Regions from separate parts of the Mus musculus genome. Here region 2 is linked to region 1. Evidence: chromatin loops called from intact Hi-C (ENCODE). Cell type or tissue: left cerebral cortex. All regions are shown on one strand. Links, peaks and the distances in the headings refer to the core of each region. The heading gives the core; the rest is flanking DNA.

Evidence for each region. Hi-C counts contacts between places; a loop is a spot of excess contacts. Peaks named below come from ENCODE experiments on the same cell type or tissue, not always from the same donor. Only the 100,000 strongest peaks of a DNase experiment are listed, where the experiment ranks them.
Region 2: it touches region 1 in a loop (2.4-fold over the local background); 1 of 42 quality-filtered maps calls a loop at or near these places.

Annotation. Positions count from the first base shown.
Region 1 is chr5:65,019,008-65,021,924 of GRCm38, forward strand. It overlaps Fam114a1 (family with sequence similarity 114, member A1), which reads left to right. Exons shown (of 14, transcript NM_026667.3): 8 at 2,595-2,718. It overlaps Gm32374 (a long non-coding RNA gene), which reads right to left and starts at 1,125. Exons shown (of 3, transcript XR_003955930.1): 1 at 1,091-1,125; 2 at 1-311. In left cerebral cortex, for the core only: a CTCF peak has its summit at 1,135; DNase peaks (open chromatin) are centred at 946 and 2,536.
Region 2 is chr5:65,192,947-65,195,863 of GRCm38, forward strand. No RefSeq gene overlaps it. Among named protein-coding and RNA genes, the nearest start is that of Wdr19, 5.3 kb to the right of the region's middle. In left cerebral cortex, for the core only: no CTCF peak of the experiment used is centred there; a DNase peak (open chromatin) is centred at 1,699.

The DNA.
Region 1 (2,917 bases), core at 137-2,636:
TCCAGCTGTCCTTTACCTCAAACTGCCATGCACAAGTAAGTGAGACTCTTTTGTTCCAGCTCCACACATTCCCCAATGCAAGCAGCTATCTGGAGTCATCTTCTAGGTTCACACTGGTCTCAGCACAGCATGGGAAAGAGGCCCACTCAGTAACCTGGAGAGTGTTCTAGAAGGGGAAGTATCCCATGTGTTCTGCAGCGGCCCCTGTGTCCAGGTCTTTAAAATGTATTGGATGTCACCATGACCTGATGCCTGTGGTCCTCTGAGTCCCGTCAGCCCGAGGAAACAGAGAGGACACTCCCATTTGAAAGCTGTGGACAAGAAAGGATGCTCGTTGTATCCGCTGATATTTCGTTGGCTGAACCTCAAACATTACAAGAGAAAGGGAAGGAAGTATTGACGCTGGAGAGCTAGCTCTGTGGTTTCAAGTGTGTGCCACAGTCTTGAGAACTGGAGTTCAGACCCTAGAACCCACATCGTGGCATGCACACCCATACCACAGCAGCAGCAGCACACATGCCACAATAAATAGATAAGTGAATAAATAATACAAAGGAATTATTATCAATGATGTTGCTTCAGATCGATTCTAAGACAGACCTGGCAGTGCGGTACATAATCAGTGGGAAAATCTCATCATTTTGTTTCCATTACACTCAGTTGCATTTTTCAAAATTTATTTTTATGGGAAAGGGGCATAAGACACTCTGTGTACCCTTGTGAGGAATGCATGATTAATTATGATTAATTCTTGCGTCCGACTACAATTCAGTGCACGCCGCTGTAGCAGACTAGAGTTAAAGAGGGAGAAGCCGGAACATGCAAGTGAAAAGAAGGCTCTCAGAAGGCCAAAGCCAGAGGGGCTGGCCAGGAGCCACAGAGCAGGGCACATTTCTGCTACCTGCCGAACTGCATGGCTAATGGGTTTTGTGTTGATTTCCTGCCAAGCTTCCTCCCAGAGCCTTGGGCAGGCGCACAGCACCCAGTGATGTGCGTAAACCTTAGGAAAACAAAGCCTGCCAGCCCGGATGCCCTGGCTGACTCCTAGTCTGGTGTGCCAATTTACTAACACATGGACAGTGAAACCTACCCCAAGGAGGACGGAGCTCAGCTAGTACTCCCTCTAGAGGGAGAATTTGAAGTGCAGAATGAGAAACCAGAAATGAACAGCTTTACAGTCACGCCTCATTTTTATTACGATGTTCCATGACCTGTGACCGATTTGGAAATTTAGATTAATCTTCAGAGGATGGCCATCTGTACTTGTTTTGAAGTCTATGCAGAGGGCACTCTCCAAAGAGAGACTCTGAGCAGAGGTGATGTCAGTCCAAGCCGAGGCTCCTCTCCCAAGCTCTCCCTGCACAGCTTCCCAGTTCAGTGACTGTTCCCTCCTGCTGACTGCAGTGCCCTTCCTCCATGTCCATTAGGTCTGATACTGGCTGTCTTGAGATTCCCTCCCCTAGAGCAGAGGTTTTCAACGTTCATCACAACGTGACCCTTTAATCCAGTTCCTAGTGTGGTGGTGACCCCAACCATAGAATTATTTCTATGCTTCATACCTGTAATTTTGCTACTGTTGTGAATCATAATGCAAATATCTGATATGCAGGATATGTGATATACAATCCCCCTTCAGGTTGAGAACTACCATTCTAGACAATGAATTATCAGAAAATGAAAATGTATCTTGGACATTTTTGTAAACTCCGTGTAAGTCATGTCTAATCTAATCATATGTATATATATATATATATATATATATATATATATAGAGAGAGAGAGAGAGAGAGACAGAGAGAGAGAGACAGAGAGAGAGAGAGACAGAGAGAGAGACAGAGAGAGACAGAGACAGAGAGATATGTATGTGTGTGTATATTTATACACACATATATATACATATATATGCATATGTGTTAGATCTTTTATTTATTGAGCAACACAGTGTTTTAAGTCAGTTCTTATGCTTTAGTGACCAAAATGGCCTTAAAGGTAAATGTAAGCAGTCCCGATTATTCAGATAAAGCCAAAGCATGGGAATGTAAATTACCCAAGGTCAGCAGTAAGCAAGTGAGGAACTGATATTTGAGCTGTGTGGAGGGAGTGTTTTTAACCCCTGTGATCAATGGGTTCCTGCCACCACCACTGTTGACCAGGGCCTCTTGCTTCATGTTTATTGTTTACCACACCAAGGATCCCAAGGAAGTACAGATCCTGCTTTAAGAAGGAGACAGTTAGTCCTGTGTGGTGGCTCGTGCCTGTAACTGTAATGAAGAAGCCAGGGCAAGAGAAGTTCAAGTTCAAGACCAGACTGGACTATTTAATCAGTTCGAGGCCAATCTGAACTATATACTGAGATGTAACAGCAACAGCAATAACTACTGAATGGGAAGGACTGAGGCCTGGGAGCCCACGCTGTGAATGGGCAGTAGAGCCAAACGCCCCCCCACCCCCTGCCCCCCACCTCCACACTATGGCTCGCTCAGGAGCTACTGGGAAAACTGGAGGCAGCCATATGTAAATGCTTTCCGTGGGAAGAAACGATGACAGTTAAGTGACCTATTTCTTTCTTTCTATTCCCTTTTATTTTTCTCCAGGTTCAGTCCTTCTTAACATCCCTGGATGGAGAGAAGCTAGAACTCTTGAAAAATGACCTAATTTCAATCAAGGACATCTTTGTAGCCAAAGAATCAGAGAATGAAGCAAACCCAGAAGAACAAGGTAAAAAGCAGCAACAAACAGCGAGGTAAACCAGGGGCCTGGGCCTCAGACACAGCGGCTGAGACAGCCTTAGGACAGGGTGGGATGGACTTCATCCAGGTGCTCCCCACACCGCTTCCAGAATGCCCTGTGCAACTGTTGTGGGTACAGGGCTCGTCTCACTGATGGGTAGCCCTTTCTTTACTGAATGGGAACCCCA
Region 2 (2,917 bases), core at 232-2,731, 170 kb after region 1:
TCTACATCCACAGCTGCCTTGCTCAGGCTGGCAACTTCTAGAAAGTCCTCGATCAGCCTTTCTGGCTTTATTATTAATGTACATTTCTAGTCTGCTTCATGAAGTTATTCTTTTCTTCCATTTGAGAAACAAATTCAATTCTTGGCAGTTTTGTTGTTGGTTTGCCGTAGGATCTCATGCGGCCTCTGCTGGACCCAGATTCTTAGAATGGATGCTGCCCTCGAACCCCTGATCCTGCTGCTGCTTCTAGTCCCTCAGCCTTGACATCACAGAACTACATACTGGGAATCTTTGCTGCCTGAGAAAAAACCTATTCTGTTTGAGATCAGAACTATTCCAGCACTTGAGAGGCAGAGGCAGGCAGGTATCTGTGAGTTTGAGACCAACCTAGTCTACATAGTTCCAGGATAGCCTGGGCTACATAGAGAGACATTGACTCGAAAAAAAAAATGTTGGGCTGAAGAGATGCCTCAGCGGTTAAGAGCACTGACTGCTCTTCCAGAGGTCCTGAGTTCAAATCCCAGCAACCACATGGTGGTGTAAGACCCCCAATGCTGGGCCTCTGCTCAAGTCCCGGGATGAGCTGGCCAACACCCCAACATCTCGAGAGAAAACCACACCTGATGCAAACTGCAAGAGGTTTTATTATCAGCTAGCTGAGGACGAAGTCCCTCCGCCGCGCAGGGCAGGGGAGTTTGACCCCGAGCAGTGACAGTAAGGGGCTTTTAACAGCTAGCTGAGGAGTTGGGAGGAGTTGGGAAGAGTTCTTCTCTTCCGGGTGTCCTTGGTGAAATTTACAAGGCAGGAGTGGGGAGTGAGTTCTTTCTGAATTTTTATCTCTGTGTCCTCGGCACAGGAAGGCAGGCATCTCTGGTTGTACAGTATAGAAACAAAAAGGCTCTTTGCTGGCTATAGAGAACAAAGAGCTTCTTTCTAGCTGTATTTTTAGAGATCAGGGAAAACAAGCTTGGGGAACATCCAGGGGTTTTACCTTCCAGGGAGAAACGCTCTAAGTCGGGGTCTCACAGTGGCTCACAACCATCCGCAATGAGATCTGATGCCCTCTTCTGGGGTGTCTGAAGACAGCTACAGTGTACTTATATATAATAAATAAAATAAATCTTTAAAAAATAGAAATCCAGAGAATCATAAAAACCTATACTCTGTTAAGTGAGAAAATCTAAAAGAAATGGAGGAAAAGAAAAAGAAATTCAGGGCCAGATGTTTTTAAAAACAAAATGAGGGGCTGGTGAGATGGCTCAGTGGGTAAGAGCATCCGACTGCTCTTCCAAAGGTCCGGAGTTCAAATCCCAGCAACCACATGGTGGCTCACAACCATCTGTAACAAGATCTGATGCCCTCTTCTGGCGTGTCTGAAGACAGCTACAGTGTACTTACATATAATAAATAAATAAATCTTTAAAAAAAAAACAAAACAAAAACAAAAAGCAAAACAAAATGATTAGAACCCGGTGCACTGACTTGCATTGGTGCCTGTGGTAAAGACGACCATAAATTCACTGTGGCTCTCCCCCTCAAGAGGTCTGGTGTATATTTGCATTCCTCTTGAATCTGTGCTGGATGCACACCTTGCTTAACCAACAGAATGTGGTGGGCATGGCTTCCTGCCGCTGGCGCCTTCCAGCTTTGCCTCCTATGACTCACTTGTGGGAAAGGGACTCCCTGACTCAGACTCCAGCTGCTGTGATCCGAGGAGCCGAGCCATACGGAGAAACAGCATCCAGCAGGCTATTTATGAAGAAGCTTTGACCACCATCCCCAGGACACTGCTTAAGGCAGCCACTAGCATCTAACATCATGCGCACGAGCTATCTTGGATCCAAGCACTACACCCACAAGAGTCACACAGAGAAACAAAACCACACAGAGCCCGGTCAAACGTAAAACTGTGCAAGAAAGTCATGCAAAACCAGACGCTAAAATCACTGTAACTAGTTTTCATGTTGACTGACTCTATTGGACTCTACTGGGAGAAGCTGAAAATTTACCACTCCAGACTTCTATCCATAGAGACATAAACCTTGCTTCTTACATGCACTGTTTTAACCTTTGTGGTAGAGCACATACCATCCAGACTACCCTAGCACACTTATTTATAACTACTAATATGACTATGACATTTGTATGGCCTGGTGAAACAAAACTATATTCTTATACTAAAAAAAAAAAAAAAAACCCAAAACCCTTAAGCTATGCAGTAACAACATACTTGTAGTCACAGCTGTTCAAGAGGCACAGACTGGAGAATCATTTCAGTCCAGGAGTTCAAGACCATTCTGGGCAACCCAGGGACATTCTGTCTCAAATAAGACCCAAGTCCACACCATTTTTCACCTAGAAAACCCCTTCCCTCTTCATGCTCTCTTATTGTGTATACTTTTTCTCTTCCTTTCAAATTAAACTGTTTGCTCGTTTGAGGTAGGGACATGCCTAAGTGTCACAACTTGTATGTACACGTCAGATGACAACTCTCTCTTCTCTTCTTCCACCATGTGGAACCCAGGGACTGACCTCAGGTCATCAGAGTTGGCAGCGAGCACTCTGACCTGATGAGCCATGTTGCAGGTACACTTATTAGCCAATGAATATTTGACACAAGGATTTGTCAACATTATCACATTTTGAAGGTACTTGTCATTGACATTATTTTTTAGTTTAAATCTACTTATTTTGTCTGTGTGGGTATCTTGTCTGTATATGTGTCTATGCACTACCTGTGTGCCTGGTGTGCACAGAGGTCAGAAGATGTCAGATCCCATGAAATTGTAGTTAACTAGTGGTTGTGAGTTGCCATGTGGGTGTCTGGGCATTGGACCCTGATCCTTTCAAAGAGCAGTCTGTGTTCTTTACTACTGAGACATTTCTCCAGTCTGCCACTGCCACTGATATTCTTTAA